Linked DNA regions of Mus musculus: region 1 is linked to region 2. The links are chromatin loops, found by intact Hi-C in ENCODE. Cell type or tissue: heart. All regions are shown on one strand. Each heading gives the region's core, and the rest is flanking DNA. Links, peaks and the distances in the headings are about the cores only. Region 1 overlaps Mrvi1 (MRV integration site 1). Region 2 has its middle 12 kb from the start of Gm39068.

The links. Peaks named below come from ENCODE experiments on the same cell type or tissue, not always from the same donor. Only the 100,000 strongest peaks of a DNase experiment are listed, where the experiment ranks them.
Region 1: a loop joins it to region 2, with 3.0 times the contacts of the local background. A loop is called at or near these places in 12 of 42 quality-filtered maps.

What each region holds. Positions count from the first base shown.
Region 1 is chr7:110,935,553-110,947,671 of GRCm38, forward strand. Mrvi1 (MRV integration site 1) reads right to left here. Exons shown (of 21, transcript NM_194464.3): 2 at 10,281-10,429. The coding sequence starts at 10,340. Among named protein-coding and RNA genes, the nearest start is that of Gm16336, 37 kb to the left of the region's middle. In heart, for the core only: no CTCF peak of the experiment used is centred there; DNase peaks (open chromatin) are centred at 5,829 and 6,539; H3K27ac peaks cover 1,280 bases.
Region 2 is chr7:110,721,519-110,733,210 of GRCm38, forward strand. No RefSeq gene overlaps it. Among named protein-coding and RNA genes, the nearest start is that of Gm39068, 12 kb to the right of the region's middle. In heart, for the core only: CTCF peaks have their summits at 5,745 (motif pointing right) and 7,480 (motif pointing right); no DNase peak of the experiment used is centred there.

The DNA of each region.
Region 1 (12,119 bases), core at 4,576-9,575, 210 kb after region 2:
AACCTCTAATGTTGTCCTTATAAGAGTTGCCTTGGTCATGGTGTCTGTTCACAGCAGTAAAACCCTAACTAAGACAGGTAGTAATTCCTGCTATCCTCTGATAAGAAAACGAGAAGATGAAAAATCTGTCCATTGAAAATATTACTTTGCCCCAGGGCCACACCAGACAGTGGAAGACACACCTTCGCACTGTGCCTCGATGCTTCTCCATTTGTCACTTTGCCTTTGTTGAGACCTCCCCTGGTTTCTGATGTCCTTCAGACAATCTTCTCTTAGCTCTCTACACTGCACACTTCTTCCCGGGGGAGGGGGCGATGGGGGGGATGTCTCTTCCTCCAAGGAACCCTGAATCCAAATGAGCAGAACACACAGCAGGGGGAAAGCAAGCTGGGACAGCATTGCTTTGGGGCTCTTGTCCCTCTTCCTGGTCTGTGGACCCAGTCTCCCCAGGGATCTGTCTCTCTTTTCTGGGGGTGAGCCAAGCTCTGTGGGGCCGTGCCACCTCCAGCTAGCTCACCCCGGTCATAAGCAGCAGGTCACACTTCATTTCCCTCTAATAAATCTTATAGAAACATTTAAATGTTTATTTCACTCATAAGTTCCCAAGGGTACATGATAGTTTCCTATGCTCCTGAGCACAAGGGATAAATATAGAACGATGTCATAGATGGGAATATGAGCTTCAAATCTTCAATATCACATGACTAGGTCTGGCCTAGGACTCTTTAGGAACAGCTCCAGGTCTAGCCCAGGCAAGTGTGAGGAGTGTGGTGGCTGTAATGACTTTGGGTGACAGTGAGACAGGGACCCCTCTGCAGCCCTGTGAACAGGAGAGGAGCTAGATGGACCTACAATGAAGTCTCAGCTGGGTGACCCCCAGGGAGGTATTTTATTTCTCTGATCTTGGTGTTTATGAACATCAAATGGGGCTAATACTCCCCTAGACTGGCTTTAAAATAAACACAGATAAAGCAGTAAGAATGATGACAGGGCAGAGCTGGGAGGAGGATGCACAATGTTTGACCACATCCGCAGTCTATCTGTTATAGCCTGGAAGGCAGGCAGTGACTCTCTTGAGAGGGGAATTTGTGCTCCTAAGACAAAATAAAAAGATTCTCAGGGGACTCACAAGTAAATGATCATTCCAGTGTCAAATCCTGAGGCCATGGGAGAGAGGGTAAGGGCTTCTGTGGGGCATGTAGCTCCTCCATGTAAAGCAGGAGGAACATTTTTTGCCCCACAATCCTGAAGGCTTGCAGCCTAACCTATGTGCTCATTCTGGCTCTATCAGTCTCTGTCAGTGTCCTCTCAGCTCCCAGAGGGCAGAGATCCATAGTCATCAGATCTTCCTGCTCTCCTTAGCCTTGGTCTTACTCTCGGGCTATCACATGTGGATCAGTACACAAAGGGAATTGACCATGCTTTGCAAAATGTCACTCAGTCAGCCAGCCAGCCAGCCTCTCATCCTGCATCATCTTCTGTCCTCCCTTCTGGGTGCTATTCCCTCTTCCTCCCCTCAATCTAAATATTCAGCTACCCAAACTGTAACACAATCATCCATCCATCTATCCATCCATCCATCCATCCATCCATCCATCCATCCATTCATCCAGGCATCTACCCAGGCATCCATCCATGCATTATCCATCCATATATCCAGTCATCCAGCCAGAATCAATCTTCATTCCTTTTTCCCTCTCCCTCTCCCTCTCCCGCCCTCCCTCTCCCTTTCCGCCCCTCCCTCTCCCCCCTCTCCCTCTCCCTCTCCCTCCCCTTCCCCCCTCCTCTCCTCCTCTTGTCCCTCTCTTTCTCCTTCCCTTCCTTCCTTCCTTCCTTCCTTCCTTCCTTCCTTCCTTCCTATCTTCCTTCCCTAAGATCTTACCATACTCTAGGTCTGTGCTAAGAGTAGAGATAGATGTGCAAATGATGCGACCCCTGACCCCAGGCTGCTCACATACCATTTAAGAAGAGACAGAAACAGCAGAAGCCACTCTGTTGCTCGCAATGGGAACTGAGGATGAGCCACCATAATATGCATTCCTGACTGTGATCACCATTTCTGAAATGCATTCTACTTTAATTGAAGCACTCCTACAGCTTCTCTCTTTGTGCTGTGACAGTTGTCTTGACTCTTCTTTCCCAAGCCTCCTCTCCATCTAACCCTAGAAGATGAGAGGTCAGTACTGGCTCTGCACACCTGAGGCCACTGGTGCTCAGTCCAGTGTCTTTACTGGCAAGAGGAGGCAAAGAAGACATATGCAAGGAATCTTCATTTTGAATCTGCACTTAATTGTGGCATTTGACTAACATCTTAGGTCCAGTGCCTTCATCTATAATAGACTGGAGATGATAATATCTAGCTTGGACCCATGAATAGCAGGTGCCAACAACTGTTACCATTAAGTCCTACACCAGATCCTAATGCTTTATTTAAGCTTCTGTGAAGATATTTCATTTTAGATCTTAACTGAGACCACCTTAAAAGGATGTGATGACCTAAGTGGATGCTACAGTTCAAATATAAAATGCCCCTCACTGCTCACAGGTTGAAGTCTATGTCCCCAGTTGATGGTCCTGTTTTGGTGGGTATTGCAAACTTCAGGGGAGTGGAGCCTAACTAGAGGAAGCTAGGTTAGCTCACCAATGTCCTAGAAGAATCTACCTTGTCACCACTCTTTTCCTGTCAAGCTTTCCACTTCCTGTCCATCATGGGATGGGTGGCCTTGCTCCACCACATTCTCCCTGCTGTGATGTTCTCCCTCACTCTGAGCCCAGGAATAACAGGAACAAGAGATCATAGGTTGAAACTTCTAAAACCATGAAATGAAGAAGAATACTTTCTAAGTTGGTCTCAGGCATTTTAATCATAGACACAGAAGACAAATTATGGCAGTGAGGCATCTCAAGGAAGATGATGCCGACATCCCAGGTGGGTGGCAGAAGTACTTCCTTCCAGTTCTAAAGGTGGATCTGTACATGACTCACCTGGGTGCTCACAGCTATAAATGAACAACACCTGCCCCCTGGTATTGTGTAGCTACCTGTGCTGAGGACATACAACAGTGCTGGCTTGAAGGAAAATGGGATGAGGGTTCTCACTGGGTGATTGTAGAAGTACATCTCTGCTCCAGAGGGTCCTTACAAGATTACAAGGATTATATATATGCATCACTAATTTAATCTCTACTTCATTCTGACAGAGGATTGGTTATTTAAGTCTTGTAAGACTTAGTATTAATTGTCAATCTGACATAATTGAGGATCATCTGGAATCACCTGAATGTGAGGCCCAGGTACTCTGCTATGCTGCTTACCTATAAGCCTGGACCAGAAACATTCTTGGTCTTCTATGGAACTTTCTGGCTGCTTAGGGGGTGTTACTTTGTCATCTCATCTTACAAGAGGCCAGACCAGTGTGATGGGCTAAGAGCTCCAACTGCCTGAGGGTAAGGACTACATTGACCCCAACAGAGAGAAAGAACTTCTGATGATACTATGGTGATGCTTACTGGGGCCTCCCATTCTGATCCCAAGAAGAGGAGCCTGGGGGCTTTAAGACCAGAGGAAACAAATCTCCACGAAGGGATTGCCTCCTTAGAGCCTATATCAGGTACATTTGTCACTACTGTTCCAAAATTCCCAAACAGAGGTAGTTTAAAGAAGGAAGGGGTGACCTTGATTCATGGCTTGGGGGTGCAGTCTGTCACGGCTGAGAAGCATGGTGGCAGGAGTGTGTGCTGCCTGGTCATACTGCACGGATTGTCAGGGAGCAGAGAGCGGTGGGTGCTGGTGCTCCGCTCACCTTCTCCTCTGATTCATTCTGGGAGCCCAGCCTATGGGATGGTGCAGCCTACATTCAAGTGCATGTCCCACATCAGTTAAACTCTCTGGAAACACCTCACAGATACACCCAGAAGCATGTTTCCTAGGGGACTCTAAATCCCAACAAGATAATGGTTAAGGTTGACCATCACAGGGCCACACCCAGAGACCTGCTTCTCCAGAGCCTATCTCACCTCATCTCAATTATTTATAAACTGGGGACAGGAAAGGCAGGTAATACCCCTGATTAGCCGATCTTCAACCACAAGAGCTTCTGTGTGACTGGACAGTAATGGCTGTTGGGAACATCAAAACCTGAAGTACACAACAGATGCCTTGGGAGCACTGGAGTGCCTCAGAGCTGTGGCCTAGGCTGAGTTTAGTTTGGCAGAGTGTGTTTTGGGGAGCCAGAGAGCCACATTGTGCTATTTTATCATCTGACTGAAGGAGAATGAAGTCAGCAAATATCTTCTTTTTTTTAAAGATTGATTTATTTTTATTTATATGAGTATACTGCAGCTGTCTTCAAACACACACTAGAAGTGTGCATCAGATCCCATTACAGATGGTTGTGAGCCACCATGTGGTTGCTGAGATTTGAACTCGGGACCTCTGGAAGAGCAGTTAGTGCTCTTAACCACTGATCTGTCTCTCCAGCCCAGCAGATACCTTGAAAAGGTTTTTGACCTGAGCTTGTGTCAGTTGTAGAGGGAGTTTGGTAAGCCCTTCTGCCACAAGCTACAGTACACTAAAAGTTAAATCTGTTACTTTGGATGCAAGACATAAAGTAATCAACCCAGAATGCCCAGAAAACCCTCTTCTGCCTTCGGGCTTACATATTGCCAGATGGTGCTATGCAGGATACTGGGGGAGAAAAAACACCAACCATCTTACCCAGTAATGTACCCTGCACACTACAATACTGGCCTGCCTGGCAAGATGTGTCCACTGATGGAATAGTGGTATAATGATTATGAGGGCAACAATCCTTTCTGATCGATGTGAGCCCTGACCTCCAGGATGAATTTCATGCCTGGTGCTATAAACCTGATCAAAAGTCCATGACTTAGGGAGATGGATCGTAGATCACAGAATAGAACTTACTGTTGTCTTACTAAATGGTCATACTCTCTAACTGCCTTCTAAATATGTATGCTTATGCCCATAGATTTGTGCTGCTCTCAATTTTACAGAGAAGGTTCTTTTCGCAGCGGGTGGTGGTTAACGCAGAGACTCATAATTGGTCAAGGTGCCGAGTATAAGTAACTGTGAGTGCTCAGCTGTCAAGGGGTCATCTTGTCAACCTCCCACCATCCAAGGCTCAGGGAACATCTCAGAAGGGGGGTGGAGTGTAAGAATCAGTAGGTGGAAAGGGAAACTATAAAATGCTAACCTTTAGCATGACACGGTTGTTGAATACACCAACGCACAGCAGCTGTGCTTACCTGCACAAGACCTTCATAAGATCAAGCCAGTCAAAATTCCCTCACCTTTAGCAGAGGAACTACTGTGAGTCAATAGCTATGGAGGAGTCATTCTCTATCTGGAAAGCAGCTGCTAGCAAGTTAGCCACGCCTTCTTGTGCATATGGAAGAAGCATCACTAAGCAGACTCGGGTAATTATTAATAACAAAAGGAGACAAGAAATGGGAGAGAGATAGATGGGCACTATGGAGAATTAAAGGAGGGAGTGGTGGGTGGGTAGGATCAAAATACATTATATAAATGTGGGACGTTTTCCAAAGAGTAATTTTTTAATCTAAAGCTAAATGTATGAATACAGCTCAGTAGTTTCCGGTGCCCGGATGCCTGTTATCATCAAGTGGCTTTGTGTGCAGGGAGGTGGAAGACAGAGGTGGAGTGGTGAATGCTGGAGCTGACAACAGGAAGCCAGATGCTCTGTCCATGAACTCGAGCAACCTGTTCCTAGAGACTTGTAGAAACCCTCAAAGGAGAAAAGAACTTGGACAAGTGGAACCCAGGCTCTTACTGACAGGAGCTCCTATACCCCAAGTGTGCCAAGCACCTCTGAGGATGCATGCTGTCCCAATGAGTCAGCTTCCTAAGTGGTTCCTGGTCACAGCTCAGGAAAGTACCGATGACTTGGTCACACTGCATCTGGGGTCTGTGGCTGCACAGTGAAGAAGAACAGGTCTGCATGCATTCTCCATGCATTCTGCTCCAGGTCCCTGCCCGACTTCCCTCAGTAATGTACTGATACTTGGAAGTGAAACATAAAATGAACCCTTTCCTCCCCAGGCTACATTTTGTTGTGATGTTTATCACAGCAACAAAAAGCAAACTAAGACATAGGGTTTTTCTAGCTGACAGCCTGTCATTCTGTGGTCCCCAAAGGTCCAAGGTATGTGTCCCAACAGCTTCAATTCAGTCAGCACTCTGTGTCCTGGCCTGGGCCCTAGAGAATGCATACTGCTGAGTCACTGCCAGAAGGCTTCACTTCACTGTAGGGATAGATTACGAATTCCAATTAGCAGTTGCAGTGAAGAGAACAATATAGCTCTCCTACTTCAAGGGTTTTGTTGTGAAGACTCAGCTAGCACTCAGGCTAGTGGTGGGAAACAGAGGCTTGGGACTGGAGTATTCAAAACTAGGGCTGGACCCCAGGGAGCTATAAACTTGGAAGGATGCTCTGTTCCTTGCCTGTTTTACAGAGTGGGAATTTACACAGAACGGGAACTTCCGGCTGAACCCTGGCCAGCCTTGCTTTCCTGGCTGCCTGACTTCTGTACTCTTGGGGAGTCAGGTTTCTTTCTGCCCCTGGAGGCTCCAGCTAGCTTGGGAGAGCTGAACCTCCCCTGTGGCCATGCTACCTCAGGAGCCCAGTGTGAGCAGAGGCTCTTTATGAACCATGCCTATCTGGCTTCCGGAGAACTAAGAGAGGCCCAGAGCCTGGTAGCAAGACCAGAAAGTAAAAGAATGAAAGTCTCACGTGGACCTTGAACCTCTGTGCAAGGGTATAAATTGCCTCAGGGCTGAGCTGAGCAGGCTGAACAGAAGTGGCAACAGCTAACCCTTGTTCAAAGTAGCACACAGGTAACCACGGGGACTCTAACAATCAGAAATCTAACAGCCTTGGTTCTAGGTCTCTGGATGAGGATGCAGAGGAGCTGGAATTCAAGGCCAATGTGGTCAGACCACAGAGATCGCAGTCTTAAACCCTGTTCTCTGTCTTCTCTGAGGGACCTGGGCCTCCTGGATCCCATTTGGCTTGAGTCCCTCAAGCATCCTCCTCCAGATTCCGGTGCTGTCTCAGCCATTGCAACTTGCAAAAAAACAAAAAAAAAACAAAAACAAAAAAAACAAAACAAAACAAAAAAAAAAGTCAGGATAGCTTCAGATTCCTACAAGCCCAGAGACAGAATCACAGCACCTGAAAAGCCTTCAGAGACCATTAGAACCCATCTCATTATTCTTTAAATATTAGTTTTGGCTCCAGGTCACAGGTAGGCGTAGCTTGTGGGGAACTGGCTTTCAGGGTTCCTACTGGCCAATCAAGGGACTTAACCATTGACTCTACAGCTAGCACATGGGTTCCTCCCAATGCTGTACCTCTAAGAAGCTTCACCCAGGCCCTGGTCTTCATTGAGCTGGACCAACAAGCAGGTAACAGCCATGGGGGTAACAAGGGGGGGTGGCTTAATAAGGTTTGAAAGTACTTTAAAATATATTTACTTTTTTTTTAAGTGTGTGTGTGTGTGTGTGTGTGTGTGTGTGTGTGTGTGCATGAATGTGTAGGCCAAAAGAGGGCATCAGATATCTTGAAGCAGGAGTTGCAGGCAGTTCTGGATGGATGCTAGGAACTGAACTCAGGTCCTCTATAAGAGCAGCACCCTCTCTTAAATGCTGAGAGCTACAGATGTAGGAAGAATAGGACTCCTATTCTTCATCTAGGGATGAGGCTGTTTCTTTGCTAATCTTTTATTATACTCAGTTTAGGAGTGCTTTTGTTTGTAGGAGGTCAGGGGTCTCTGTGCTAGAGAGGACAGGTACTAGGGAAACCTGGAATGTCAAACACACAGGGTTGTTCCTTTGAAAGAATGGATGTATGACCTGTTATCTGAACACAAGGCTGGGAGCAGCCTTTGAGTTATATGTATGCCCTAGACAACACTAGAATCTCCCTTAGACCCTTATTGAAAGCTTGTTTTTCTCCATCTATAAACCCATTTAATGGATGGTGCCACATGTACTTTACAAAGAGTTTCTGTATAGTCACATCTGAACTTTATTTAGCTTCATTTGTGCTTTATTGTACACACAGGGTTGAGTTATCATCACTAGGGAAGTTTTCACCAAATTGTGCTGTGCTTAAATATGCCTAGAATAAACTACTACAAGTCAGACTCTGAAGTTTGAACCAACATAGCTACTTAGTCATGTTCAACTAAACTACCTTCTTGTTGCCCTCAGATGGTTATTCTGGTGGCCTTGGTGGTCATCAAAACCCACATTTAACTGGGAAAATTGCCTAGGATTTTGGATCCAGGGTTTGCATGAGAATGTGAGTTTGGCGTGGTACCATTGTTAGTGAGGGGGCCATAAGGGTCAGAGATGGCCACTATCAAAAGAACACAGAAGTGGCAGGGTTAAAGAAAGCCGGATTGGAGCAGCCACATTTGAATCTGCTCACAGTGTCTGCCTTCTGCTGTGACCCCCTTTCCCTTCCCCCAAACCCCCAGCCCTCAGCTGCCTTGAGGGTTGCTAAGGAACAGCATCCACTATGGCTCAAGATGCCCCAGGATGGTTGTGGAGCTTTCCCTAGAACCTGGAGCTATGGTCTGCAGATAGAGAGATGGGAGTTTAACTCTTTGTTTTTTAGATGATCAAGGAAAAGACACTCCCTCACCCCTAAGCTGCCAAGTTCACATCTTGAGCTCATGAACCTTGGAATACAAGTGACTATTCATTTCTAAATAATTGCTTTGTCCCCACCATTTTAATATGTAAGAAAGTAAACGCCGTCACAACAGAAAAACATTCAGGAATGGTCAGGAATCTGCCCATCTAGAAAAATGGCACTCACTCACACGCTCTTCTCTTGCTTAGCAAGCCTGTTTCATCTGGCTCTGGTCAGCGTGGGACCATGGTCAGAGGCAATAGGATAGCACAAGCTCAGCGCAAACCAACTCTAAAGTTCAAGTCAAAGTAAATAATGTTGGTGACCTTCATAAGCACAGCCTTTAATCTGAGAAGATCAGATGGAGCTGGGCCAGTGACCAGATAAAGAAAATATGATAGTGATGGAAAGATAGGTTCTTCAGAAGGGAATGACTTCAGCATCTTGAGGAGATGGGTATAGACTTACACTTTAAACATTCTCTTGATGATGTTGCTATAAAACAAGATGTAAAGAATGTGGGATCATGCAATTGCATTGTTTGGTTAACAGAAAAAAAATGAGCAGAGGCTGGGGAAATGGTCCAATCAGAAAGTCTCTATTGTGTAAGCGTGAGAACTTGAGGTTTTATCCTTTAGCACCCACACAAAAAAGGACAGGGGTAGCATGAGAAACAGTCAGGAAGACCTTAGGGAATTCTGGCCAGCCAGTCTTACTAAATTGATGAGCTACAGGTTCAGAGAGAGACCCTGCCTCACAAAAATAAAGTGGAGACCAGTAGAAAGCATTCAACATCAACCTCTGGCATGAGTACACATGTGTACACTACATATACAAAACTAAAACAAAACAAGTGATATACCAACAGCAAAATGCTTGACTCTTCGTTCAATCTGAAAATAAACATAATCTATACTTTATGATATATAGAGAGAGCTAAAAATTACTAAATATCATTTGCAAAATAAAGCCTCAACGATACCTTCTCTGCTGTTATTTGTCTGGGTTTTTTTGTTTGTTTGCTTGCTTGCTTGCTTGCTTGCTTTTGTTTTGTTTTGTTTTGTTTTGTTTTGTTTTGTTTTTGAGATAGGCTGTAGCCTAGGCTGGTCTGGAATTCATCATGATCTGCCACCTCAGTTTCCTGAAGGCTGGGACTGCAGGCCACCATGCCTGCCTCATTAAGGGTACTCTTAATGAACATTTTAAAACTCATTTTTATTTCCTATCCTTAACTATGAACTTTTGGTATTCATTTTAAGCAGATTGTTTCAAAGCAGCCCTTGGCTGTCTCCTACCCTGTATTTTCTACATCTTTCTCAAGTGTACAAGAAAGCATTTTGGGCCAAGGTGATCTGACTTCCCATAAAGCCTTAGTCATTTACTCTCTAGATGGTTTCACACTCGGGATTCCTGGGACCCTGGCCACTTAGATGAACTCAGGGTAGCAAATTCTTCAGAGGGAAAGCCACACACCTTCCCCAGGCACCCACTGCAGCCTACACTAGTCACCCACTGTGGCCAGTCTGTAAGCTGTGGCCTCAGACAGAATGCTTAGTTTGGCCCCCACCCAGGCTAGCCATGGGCAGGAAGGGGCACTTACTTGGGTCTGGGCTGCCTGTGGCTCTCCGGGGGGCTCCTCATCCTCAGGAATGTGGGGCATGGCAGCCGCCTGGTTGGAGTGGCTGTGCGTGCCTGGAACCTCTGCTGTGCCAACCCCAAAGATGCTCCAAGAGGCTTGGGCTCCGCAGGCTGGGGAGATGCCAAAAGGACAAGTCAAACTCCTTCCCATCCCTGTCCCAAACTGGGTTCCATTTCCAGGATCCAAGAGCCACAGATGAGCTCTTTGGTTTTGCATCAACACCAGAGATCAGGCGAGGAGAGGCGAGGCGAGGCTGGGAGCAGGCATTGGGAACTGCACTGCCTCCTGCTTTCTGGCTTTGTTTACATGGGCAGAGGTGACCTTTTGCATCTAATTTGGTCCTTACAGTAAACACAGCTATTCCAGAAGAGAAACATTTCAGCTCCTCAAAACTATAGCTAAGGGAGGACAGCTCGCTGAGATCAGATACCATCTACTGAGCTCCTACTGGCAGCATGACTACCATTACCAAGTTGACTCCTTGTGATGGCCTTTGATATGGGTAGGCATCAATAGTCCCATTCTATAGGTGAAGGAAGAGCCTCTCAGGTTGGAAGCCACTTGTCCTGAGTCACATAGAAAACTAATTGTTTCTACCTAGGTCTTCCTGATTGGAGGCCTATACCACACAGCCTTTCCTGTGGCCTGTCTCCTCCCCACGTGTAGAACCAAGGACAGTGCCAATAACTGAGTAACCACTGTGTCACAGGTCCTAGGTGAGTGTCACTACATGCTGGAGCCTATAGGAAAATCCAGAAAGCTCTGCTGTTTCCCATGACATGCTTTCTGTTCCACAGAGAGGGCCTGGAATGTTCCCCAAACCAGAGTGCTGCAATCCAGGTTGGTAAAAGGACACACAGCCGTAGCACACAGAACCCTCTGGGCCGGACTTTCTGAGGCAGGAAAGGTGTCTGATTCGTTATGAATATTCAAAATATCCATTTAAAATGGTGGTTGCTTTGTGTTTAAAGAATTGGAGACATTTAGGCCAGTAGCTGTCAAAGATGGCGCCATCTTGGCTTTTGCATTTATTCTAATAGGTACCCAGAGCAGAGTTGAAGCATTTGGGGTGACCCCTGCTGGTCATCTTGAAAATCTCATCTCAACTAAGGTATTCAGGTATTCATTCATATTCTCTCTCTCTCTCTCTCTCTCTCTCTCTCTCTCTCTCTCTCTCTCTAGTTTTAGACAGAGTTTGACATAACTTTAAAAATTTGACATGTTGGCTTCGAACTCACGTAGCTGAGGCTGACTGATTCCCCTTTCTCCATCTCCCAAGTGCTAGGATTCCAGGAATATGCCGCCGTGCCTGGCTGAATCATTCCTTCTTTCTCCACAAACAAACTTTTTATTAGGTCTGTGCCCATGTTGTGATGGAAAGAGAGTGGGTGTGTAGTTTTGGGCCCTCACAGCGTTCTGAGTCCAGTGTTGGGTGGCAACTGAAAAACTGATTGGTATAAACACTTCAAAATGAGGAGTTATAAGAACTCAAACAAGAGTCCCTAGCTATGCAGGCTGATTGCATGAGATGTGGTCTTAGGGATGGCTCTATGTTATGAGGGGAGTTTGAGCTGAGCCATAACACAGAAATAAGAGCAGAACTTCTCTGGTTGCAGAATAGCCTCGGGGCTGAGCAGAGTAGATGAACTGGCAGAGAAGAAGCCATGCTGGACTGGGCTCCAAGCAGACTAAAAGCTGTGGGGCCAGGACCACGGTGTCTTCCATCCCCAAAGGCTACTGGATGAAGGAACTGAACATCAAGTTTCCCTAAAAGATGATGAGGTCTTTGAATAATTTCAT
Region 2 (11,692 bases), core at 3,700-8,699:
GGGAGGCAGGGTCCCATCCTGCCTAAACTCGTTTTTGATGCATACAGAGAAAAGTAAAGTGGGTTCTCTGAGGGAAACAGGGAAAACCACTATTTATTATCTTATGCCTAAGCATAATCGTGCTTGCATATGATTAAAGTCAGATAAATCATAGGAAAGGGCATACCTAGTGAACAGAGGCTTACGTCATGGAGTGTTGGCCACTATATGATCAAGGCAACAAAGGCTTACATAATCTGCACTTGCCAATCAAAACAGAAAGAACAATCATCCCCTATCAATCAACATCTCCTCCTGAACCTATAAAAGGATTCACAAAGGACATAAATGTAACTTGCTGCTCTTTTGGACGTTCTAGCCAAAGTGGCCTGTGCTCCCTTGTAGTGTGTCCTGTACTGTCTCTTCAAACAAAACGTGTTGCTGCTTCACTGTTGTGTGCTCTTCAGTTCTTTCAATAACATACTAAGAACCTGGAAGTCCAAGTCCAGATAGCTAGTGGCAACCAGCAACATCCACCCGTTTCCTCTAGTTGGCTCTCCCCCTACTTTGGGCTCTGGGCTTTGTCAGGGATGGGTTTGCCCAGAGCCAAGTGTGGCTGAGCTCAGAGCTGGCCTGCTTCTCTTCTGCGTTGCCCTACAAGAATTCACCAACAATGAGCTCCCTAACCTCAATTTCAGGTGCTAGTGTGAGTCTGCCTGAGACTTCCCAGGTGCCCTGTCTCTGTCTCACTGTGTCCAGGATTCTAATCCCCAGTCCCCTGCTTTGGCTCAGAGCTCAGGAGTGCAGGCTTGGCTCCACTGCATCATGGAGTTGAGGTTGATAATCTCCAGGATTCCCAGATGGCCCCGCCGAGGCCATGGCTGCCTGGGCTGGCTTCTGGATCCAGGATGGCAGATGGAGGTGTGGAGCAGGAGGGCTCTGGGCCTGCCCCTTGTTCGCTGTGTGATGTGAGCCAAGCCATTCACATCTCTGGGCTCTTATTCATCTACCCAGGAGCCTTCTGGCGTCTCTCAATCTCTTATTGAATGAAATCTCAGACTCAGTGCAGCCTCCACAGTCAAAGCCAACTAGGATAGAACTGCAAGAGAGATTTTGTCTTCCCAATGCCTCTTTATCATGACCTGTGCCTTCTGAATCCATACCACACCTGGAGTCTGCAGCAGCTGCCCCACCGGCACCTGCAAGCTGGCAGATATACAAGCAGGAAAGCTAGTACCCAGAGACTCTTTTGGGTTCTCTTGGAGTTGGGATTGCCTAGAGCTATAGGGTCAAAGATTTTTGAAGGCAGTCTCCCTACTCCTGAGTTCCAGTGTGACTCTGGAAGTAGAGGTGGGAGACAGTGACAAGCATGTGGCACTGAGAACAGGGGAGGGCCAGCAGGTCTCACAAGGGTTAGTGGAAAGGCCTCTGGGGGGGGGGCATCCAGAGAAGAGGAGAGGAGGGATCAAAGGAGACCTGGGAGAGATCATGGACAGGGGTTGGACTCATATCGACAGAGACTACTTGGTATCCAGATCTCTGCTCTGGACCATATCTGGTTCTGGGTGATGGGGACATTGATGGGTTCAGAGACGATGGGTTCATGCATGTTCCAGTATCGGTCTTCACTCAACCTCCCTTGGGGGTGTGCATGTGTGCATACGCCATGCTGTAACATGTGGAGGTCAAAGGACAACTTGTGGCGTTGGTTCTCTCCTTCGTCCTTTCCACGGGTCCTGGGAATCAAAACACAGGCTGCCAAGTTTGTGCAACAAGCACCTTGACTTGCTGAGTCATCCCACCAGCCCAACTCCTTGGTTTTTAAGACAGATCTCCCATTAGCTCGGATCTCACATAGGCTGGGCTAACTGGCCAGGGAACCTCAGGGATTCACCCATCTTCACCTCCATGGTACTAAATTACACATGCATGCATCATAGCTGGCTTTCTTTTCTGTTTTATTGATTCTTTGTGAATGTCACATCATTCACCCAATTTTAGTTATCTCCCTGTCCCTCCATATCTGCCCTTTGCCCTTGTAACCACCTCCTCCAAAAGAAAAAAAAATCCCACTAGTGCAGTGTGTCACCGTATATCACATAGTACATCCTTTTGCCCACTTGCTTCACTTGCAAATGTTCATTGCAATGAGTCATTGGTCTGGTTTGAGGTCTCTGGCTTCTGCTGCACCATCAATACTGGATCCTCACTAGATTCCTCCCGGATATCCTGTTGTCGCCCTATGTCATTGAGACCCTGTTGCTTTGGTTTCAAAGGACCAGTCTCTTCATGCTCTTCAGCAGCCTAGACATGGGGTAAATGTTGGGGTGGGCCAACTCTAAGCCCTGGATCTGGGCATGGGTAGTAGCCCACCAGCTCTTCTGAGCCCACACCACCAGGACGAGCTCTCCTGCTTTGCCCAGGTGAGGGGCAAGGCCAGCTATCCTGCCTGCAGCAGTGTGGCTGGCTTTTTAATAAGGGGTGCTGGGGACAGAACTCAGGTCATCCTGCTTGTGTGGCAAAAGCTTTAGCTATTGAGATATTTCCCCAGCTATCAACGTTGGTCTCTCAAAGAGAACTGCAAGATTTGAGCATTGGACTTGCATCTAGAAGATGAAGCATAGAGTTGCCAGTAGCCATTTTCCTTAGATGTGAAATTGAGAAGGATGGAAAGGGAAGAGAGCCATCTCTATGGCCTTGGATGTAGGCTTGCCAGAAGCTAACTATCACAGGACCTACCTTTTTTCCCTTTATCATCTTATTTTTTTTAGTTCTTTTTTTAAATTGGGTATTTATTTCATTTACATTTCCAGTGCTATCCCAAAAGTCCCCCACATGCTCCCCCACACACTCCCCCACCCTCCCACTCCCACTTCTTGGCCCTGGCATTCCCCTGTACTGAGGCATATAAAGTTTGCATGACCAATGGGCCTCTCTTTCCACTGATGGCCTAGTCGATGACACGAGCTCGGGGGGAGGGGAGGATTGGTTAGTTCATATTGTTGTTCCACCTATAGGATTGCAGATCCCTTCAGCTCCTTGGGTACTTTCTCTAGCTCCTCCATTGGGGGCCCTGTGTTCCATCCAATAGCTGACTGTGAGCATCCACTTCTGTGTTTGCCAGGCCTTGGCATAGTCTCACAAGAGACAGCCATATCTGGGTCCTTTCAGCAAAATCTTGCTAGTATATGCAATGGTGTCAGTGTTTGGAAGCTGATTATGGGATGGATCCCCGGATATGGCAGTCTCTAGATGGTTCATCCTTTCGTCTCAGCTCCAAACTTTGTCTCTGTAACTCCTTCCATGGGTGTTTTGTTCCCAATTCTAAGAAGGGGCAAAGTGTCCATCCTTTGGTCTTTGTTCTTTTTTAGTTTCATGCGTTTAGCAAATTGTATCTTATATCTTGGGTATTCTAAGTTTCTGGGCTAATATCCACTTATCAGTGAGTACATACTGTGCGAGTTCTTTTGTGATTGGGTTACCTCACTCAGGATAATGCCCTCCAGGTCCAACCATTTGCCTAGGAATTTCATAAATTCATTCTTTTTAATAGCTGAGTAGTACTCCATTGTGTAAATGTACCTTTATTTTCTGTATCCATTCCTCTGTTGAGGGGCATCTGGGTTCTTTCCAGCTTCTGGCTATTATAAATAAGGCTGCTATGAACATAGTGGAGCATGTGTCCTTCTTATCAGTTGAAACATCTTCTGGATATATGCCCAGGAGAGGTATTGCGGGATCCTCCGGTAGTACTATGTCCAATTTTCTGAGGAACTGCCAGACTGATTTCCAGAGTTGTTGTACAAGCTTGCAATCCCACCAACAATGGAGGAGTGTTCCTCTTTCTCCACATCCACGCCAGCATCTGCTGTCACCTGAATTTTTGATCTTAGCCATTCTGACTGGTGTGAGGTGGAATCTCAGGGTTGTTTTGATTTGCATTTCCCTGATGATTAAGGATGCCAGTTTGGCATTTGTTGACTTTTTATAACCAGAAATTTAATATGGGATAGAGAACCCAGGATAATATTCATGTCCTGAAAGACCAAAGCAACAAGGCTATGACCCCTTCAGATCTCCTTGGATGGAGGGGTCCCTGGGATCACTTGTAGGTGCCCACTGTGCAATTGAACAGGACTCATGGATCCTGACACTAACATCCTGGTGACCCACGACAAGTGCTCCACAACTCCAGGGTGTGACCAGAGCCAGTTCCTCTGGACACTGGTGCCCTTGTCTTGTCTTAATACAGGGATCTCTGGCTAGGAAGAGGTTGGCTAACTGTTGCCAACCACATGGCCCAAAATAAGTCTGCTCATGGTTCAGGGAAGGGGGATTAGGTAGACACCAAGACTTGGACTTGCTGAGGATGCTGCAGGAGGGCTTCTTCTGGAGTCCCACTCAGAAACGAAGGTTGAGCGGGAAACCCTGAACACCTTGTCATGCATCCTAGCATCAAGTTTCCTTCCCCCGTTCTAGCATAACCTCTGACGTCACTTCTCCAATGGACACATGGGGCTCTATCAGGGAGATTGAGACAGGGAGTCTGGGGCTTCTGGCCTGCCGAGGCTCCCAAGAGTGTCAGAGCAAAGATGAGAGGTTCTGGAGTACCAGAACATTCCATAGAGATTCTACAGCTTGCTCAGTTTTTTTTTTTTCAGAGTGGAATCTACTGTCTTCATTTCAGATGCAATTCCGGTGTCCCCCAGTTTTCCCGTGTGCACTCACGACCATCAACTTTGACTTGTTCTGATTTCCATACAGGTTAATTTTCTCTTAACAATACTCAGCATCCTAATCTGTTTTCTATTGATGTGATCAACCCCAGAAGGGTTTATTTGACTCACAATCTGATCACAGCTTATCATTGAGGGAGTCTGGTCAGGAACTCAAGTAGGAGGAGAGGCAGGGACCATCCAGGAAAGCGGCCTACCAGCTTGCTTCCCATGATGCACTCATCTTGCTTCTTACACAGTCCAGGGTCACCTTCCCAGCGTCTCCTTACTCATAGTGGGCTGGATCCTTCCACAGCAATGATTAACTACATCAGTGTCCTATAGACTTGCCTATAGTCCAATTTGATGGAGGATTTTTCTCGGTTGAGGCTTCCTCTTATCAGGTGACCTTAGTGTGTGTCAAGGTGACAAAAAACTACCCAGCATACATAAATACCTTGAAACGAATGCTTGATCTATGACCTGAAGAAAAGATGGTATTTTTGTTGTTGTTGTTGTTGTTCTCTTTCTGTGACCACTTGTTCTGTGTTGTGGCTAGTGAAGAAAAGGTGGGGTCTCTGCCTAGACAAAGAGGGTGTGGCAAGTGTTTATGGTCCAGCATAGCTCTTTCCTTTTTATGTTTCAAGAGGACCCCAAATTCCTTGAGTGCCTGAGACCTAGAGTCTGCCTCTTTGCATCAAATTGCTGAAAAGATGGGTGTATTCCTCCCAGGTTCTCTCTCCTTTCTCTCCTAATGTCTCTCAGGTTTTGGAAGTGGTTTAGTGATCAAGGGTGGTCTCACTGGCTAACACAGGTGGAACTTGGCTCGTGATGTAGTAATGAAGATGAAGGGAGAGAGACAGATGGAAGCCCTGGAGTGGAGCCACAGGCTCGACCTCCCCAGGGACTGCAGGATAGCTATGTTGGGAGGATGCCTATGAAGGCATTCATCCCAGCCAGAGCCCATGGTAAACACAATGCTGAGTAACAAGGATGATAGACACAATGCCTGTATCTCATTTTCCTCTTGAGAGGCATATACAATAATGACCACTAGGGGGCAGGAGGGCCCTCTTTAGTAAGACAGCTTGCTAGTCAGAGCTGAAATTTCTCTCCTGGTCTCAGGGCCTGTGAACCCTCACTGCTTCCAGTTCATAGCTCACAGAGAGTAAGAGAATATAGGTATGGCACTTGGGGCCAGCTGAAGGGAATCTGGAGGTACCTGTATGGGGCGTAGTGAAAAAGATTCCATTGTGCTTATAATTAAAATACAAAGTAAAGGAAAATCTTAGGTATTGAATTTGTATAAACGTCGAAATGAAAGAATCACAATCATTTTACCACTAAACATGAGCCTGCTACAATCCAAACCTATTAGTATCTTATTACAGGCTTGAAGTGGCAATGTGAATGCTTCAAAATATCCTGGAGCATCGCTGACACGGAATTTTCTTTGAACAAATTGGTGAAACAAAACTTACAAGCAGGGGCTAGAGAGGTGGCTCAGTGGTTAGGAGCTCATCCTGTTCTTGAAGAGGACCTGAATTTGGTTCTTAGTACCTCTGTCAGGTGACTCACATCTGTAATTCTAGCTCTCGGGGGACCCTGAGCCTTTGGCCTCCGTGGACACCCTCACACAAATACACATAATTAAAAAAATTTTTTTTAATTTATAAGTAACTTTTTTTTTGGTTTTTTTGAGACAGGGTTTCTCTGTGTAGCCCTGGCTGTCCTGGAACTCACTCTGTAGTCCAGGCTGGCCTCGAACTCAGAAATCTGCCTGCCCCTGCCTCCCAAGTGCTGAGATTAAAGGCGTGCGTCACCATTGCCCGGCCAAGTAACATTTTTTTTGGCAAGGTATTGCTGCATATCTATGATTTGCCTGGAGCTCAATATTTAGACCAGGCTGGCCTTGAACTCACAGAGATCTGCCTGCCTTTACCTCCCCAGTGCTACAAATACATTTATAACCACTCAAAAGTCTATAGTGGTTGAAGTTGTATTTGAAGGTTATTAGAGCTTTCTCTTCTCATTTTTTTTCATCACACACACTTGACATTTCTTGTGAGAGGCATTGCATATTTGCCCACCAAATCTTTCCTGTTCAAATTCATACCATGGTGGTTATCTGTTGACTTATGGAACACATATTTGATTGTGGAATATCTGCCTTAAGACCCTCCCCTGAGGCGAGGGAAGACCACACAGCCGGCACCTAGAGAAAGAAACTCTTATCCTGCTGCTCATGAGGAGTTCTGACTTGTGCCTTCAGACCTGACATGACTCTGCCTTTCCCTCACAAACAAAAGCAGACGTGTCCTGTCTGGTATTGATACAACATGGGTGAATCTCAGAAAACATTATCCTGACTGAAGGAAGCCAGACACAAAAAGTGCAGGCTGTGTGATTCAATTTACTTGAAGTTTTAGGAAAGGAATAACAAATTTGTACTGATAGAAAGCAGATGAATATTTGTCTGGGTCAGAAGCAGGGGGGCGGGGGGAGAAGAGGTGACTACAGAGAGGCTCATGGGACACGGAGAGGACACAACAACCTTCTTCCTGAAGGCTGATTTCAATTCATGGAATTTCCATGGGTCACAAAATTATTTTCCCCCTTTCTTCCTTCCCTCTTTTTCCTCCTGAGAGGATCCCATGTGCTCAGCATGGCCTCAAACTTGTGCAATTGAGGATGATCTTGAATTCTTTAATTTTTTAAAAAAAATTTACGTCTATGGATGTTTTGCCTGCATGTGTCTGTCTGTACCATAAACATATCAAGGTGGCCAGAAGAGGGCATCAGATCCCCTGCTGCTGCAGTTCCAGACCATTAGTAAGTCACCATATTGGTGTTAGAAGTCCAGTCTGGCGCCTCTGGAAGAGCAGCAAGTGCTCTTAACCACTGAGCCAACTCTCCAGCCCTGACCTTGAACTCTTGGCCCTCCTGCCTCCACCGCCCACATGCTGGATTGGTTCCAGGAGTGCACCACCACCCTGGGTTTAAATGATTCATGCAGTTCTGGGGCTCAAACCCCAGTATCCTGTAAGCAGTCTGTCAACTGAGCTACATCCCCAGCCCCTAACTCTTCTTTTTCTTTTGATCTCCCTTCCAACTGTTAAAAAAAAAAAACTATAAAAACTATTTTTTTAGCCCATTGACAGGCATGGTTTGGTTGGCAGTGGTAGCTTGCCAACTCCTGTCTTACAAAGGTATATTCAGTATAGGAACTCTGAGGGTGGCGGGCTCTGGAGAGGGAGTGGATCTCGAATGCCTGGCTCTCAGTATTGTAAAAAGCCACAGCCTTTACGTTTTGTTGCAGGCTCTCAGCTCCTATGCGCTTTGAATGAACCCCAGCCGTCCTTTCAGCATTTGAAGAAGCTGAGTACTGTTCTTAGCACAGTTGGACGGTTACACTTCCAGTCTTCTGAATTTGACTTTCAAATTAGCTTTCAGAAACCATTAGGGTCCAGGCACAACTAAAACAGTAAGAGAGGGCCAGAGATAGACATAAAATCGTGTCAGGAACTGTGTTAGTCAGGCTTGCTTTCCTGGGACAGGCTAACTCTGTAAAGGAAAGATAGGCAGTTTAGCTCACATTCTGGGGTGGAAGTCCAAGACTGGGGGGCCCATTGGATGGCATCAACTGGAGGAGCATGTGGAAGGAAGGGATTGGATCTTAAATTAAGAAGTGGGTCTTTTTTGCTCTGTTTGATAGTGTCTCACGAGGTAGCCCAGGATGGCCTGGAACTCACTGTGTAGTTAGAGCTGGCCTCAGACCTGCAGCAATCCTCCGGCTTTTGCTTCTTGAGTGCTAGGAATCCAGGTGTGAACCACCATGCGGGCCTCAGGCTCATTCGCGTAACTCTCTCGAGACCCCAGGGGCCCCATAAGACCTACCTTAATCTCTTATAAGGGCAGCTTCCCCAGAGACCTAAGAGTCTCCTGCTAGGTCCCGCCTCATAAAGGACTGACCTCTCAGCTGACCTCTCAGCTACCCTAGCATATTTTGGACCACATGCAAGCACAGCAGGCTACAGGCACCAAGGGTCTCAGTTAACTAAGCTCTGATTTTATTGTCTCTCTTGTTTGTTTGAGACAGTTTCCCTGTGTTTCCCAGGCGTGTACTGCTATCCTAGAGTCAAATGATCTTGCTGCCTCAGCATCCTAAGGACTAAGTCTATAGACATAGGCCAAAATCTGTGGTGTTTTTATTTTGTTGTCGAGACAGGGTTGTTGCTTTGTTTTCCAAGCTAGCCTGAAACCATCAATCCTCTGCCTCTGCGTCTCCAGCGCTGGGGTTCACGGGTGTGCACTACCACTCTAGCCATCAAATTTGCTTACGGATGAGGTCTATACAAAGACATCTGTTAGGTAACTATCTAAGACTTAGAGTAGGAGCTCTTCGGGCACCGCCTCACTTCCCCTAGGATCAAGGGTACAGGCTAGGGAAGTAGCTTGCTTTGTGGGATGCTCGGGTGGGTCTCTGAGTTTCTACACATCAGTTACAGTTCTCACTTATAAATATCCACAGACATCTCTGTCTTGGACTTGCTGTCCCTGAGTTTTGGGATTCATCTTGTCTTGTTCGCATCCCTCTCCCTGTCTAGAACTCAAGTGAACTCTGTTGATCTTGTGACTGGGAGTTTCTCTTCAAATCAGAAATTGATACCACAGAGAGATGTTGGAGAGTCAAGGTCATAGCAGGGTGGCCACCCTGATTTCTTCCTCTCTCCTTTCTTTCCTTCCCTTCCCCTTGTCCATTCTCCAGGTGCCTTGGTGTGCAGCTGACCATGATAATTTCAGCTTCTTGGACCTGCCTCCTCTCGGGGACTGGGCCATGCTGTGTGTTTCCCGAAGCTGTCCCCCTAGAATCTCACACAAGGCATAGTCCAGACTAGATGCGGATAGTGTCTTTAGTTCAGTAGGGGGACCATCCAGGCCTGACTGGAAACTTAGAAGCTATAGCCAGCTCCACTGCCTGTCCTCAGGGGCCCTTGTCCATTTGGGATACTGGCCTGTTGTTACACTCCAGAATGGATTGTGTTTACTGACAGGAAACCAGAGGGTGGAGGGGGATGGAAACCAAGGAGGGAATCTTGTAACACCACAGGGCAGAGAGTAATGAGGACCAGGGCAGGGACAAGGTCAGGGAGACAAAAAAGGACTCTGGCCCAGGATGGAGGCAGAGAGAGCAAAGCAAAGAGCAAAGGGAGTGAGACCTCTGCCCCAGCCTTGACCCTGAGGACCTGCCCAGGCCTCTGCTCTGGGAACAAGGAGAGAAACCAGCAACCTATCTCAGGGGACAGCCATGAACACAGCATGCTGAGTTCTCAAAGCAGCCAGGGACTACTTATGGAGGTCGGCGGCCAGGCTGTTCCTCTGTGAGTCCTCACAGCAGGGAGTTTCAATTCTCAGGTTTCCTCTCATGTGACTCCAGAGGATAAGTGCTATGGGGAAAGACAGTTTGAGGTCCAGGAAGGGGACCTCTCTGGAGCCCAGGATTTTGTGGCCTGCTGTGGAGCTTCAGGCAGCTGGCAGCTGAACTCTGCAGCATGGACCCCTGGGGCCCTGGCCTGAGATGCTAATGCTGCAGCCTCCATCTCTCACACAAAGGACATTAGGCGGTCTGCTAGTAGCTGGGTATGGCCAGATGAGTATTTAGGACTGAACAGGCCATGTCCCTGGAGCATCAATGGGACATGATCACCGCAGTAAAATGCTACCTCCGTTTATGTGTATATTAAAACAAATGTGTAATTGGGAATAAAAGCTATTTTTACAGATCCATTTAAGAAAACTCTGAGCCCTTACAGAAACCGCACATCTAAGAGGCGTGTCCAGAGCCTGGGCCTCGGTGTTCTTTCTCATGCCATCTTCCACACTTTGCAGATGAGGGAAATGGATTTGGGGGAAGGAGGCATGACTGGCTTCTGCAGGAGAGGTGAGGGTGCGCTCACGTTTCTGGGCTGGGCTGGCAGCAGGCTGTTTATGACTCAGTAAGGAATGAAGTTGCAGGCAGTAAGTTAGACACTGTTCTCTTTGCTGTGGTAAAATACTTGACAAGAGCAGCTTAAGGAGGGAAAGGAGCAGCTGACAGCTCAGTGGGTAAAGTGCTTGCCGTGCAAGCATGAGGACCTGTGTCAGTCCCCAGTCGACTGGACTCAGTAGTGCCCATCTGTAATCCCAGCGTGCCTTTGAGAAGAGGTGAGGCAGAGAGAGGAGAAACCCTAGAAGCTGTCAGTGACAAGAGACCCTGCTGCCAGCTGCTGCTCTGAAGAGGCACCATGACCGCAGCAACTCTATAAAAAGAAAGCATAGACCTATAAAAAGACCATTTCAGAGGTCTAGCCCGTTATTGTCATGGTGGAAATCATGGCGTGCAGGCAGACATGGTGGTGCTGGAGAGGTAGCCGAGAGCTGAGCTACGTGAATCTGTAGGCAGCAGGAAGAGAGAGAGACCCTGGGCTCATCGGATGGGCTTTTTGAAACCTTAAGACTCTCCCCCAATGACTTTCTCCAACAATGTCACATGCCCTAATCCTTTTAAATAGTACCACTCCATAGGGACCAAGAATTCAAATACTCGAGCCTCTGGGGACCATTCTCCTGAGTGTAGGGAGTCAAACTGACAAAGAGGAATCATCACAGGTGGTTTAGTTTTTGCTTTTGGACAATGAGGTTGGCAATAACAATCTTTTGGACACTACACCGTGTTTCCAGCCAGCCAGTCACAGCTACTAACAGGAAATGTGGGCAGTGGGAAGAGTTAGGGGATAGGAATCAAGGGCCTGACTTTAACCTGTTCTTTTGAGAACAGAGCACGGAAGCTTCAGGCAAACGACTTACTACCTCTGGGTTTTACTGTCCCTACCTGTAGTGGTCACACTAGATCTGCTCTAAACCCTTGGCTCCTGTGACATGGGTGGGGCCATAGTTTGTCTTTTCAGGACCTCTAGATCAGTTGGGCTTTACCAGAACATCCTAGAGTCTCTAAGAAA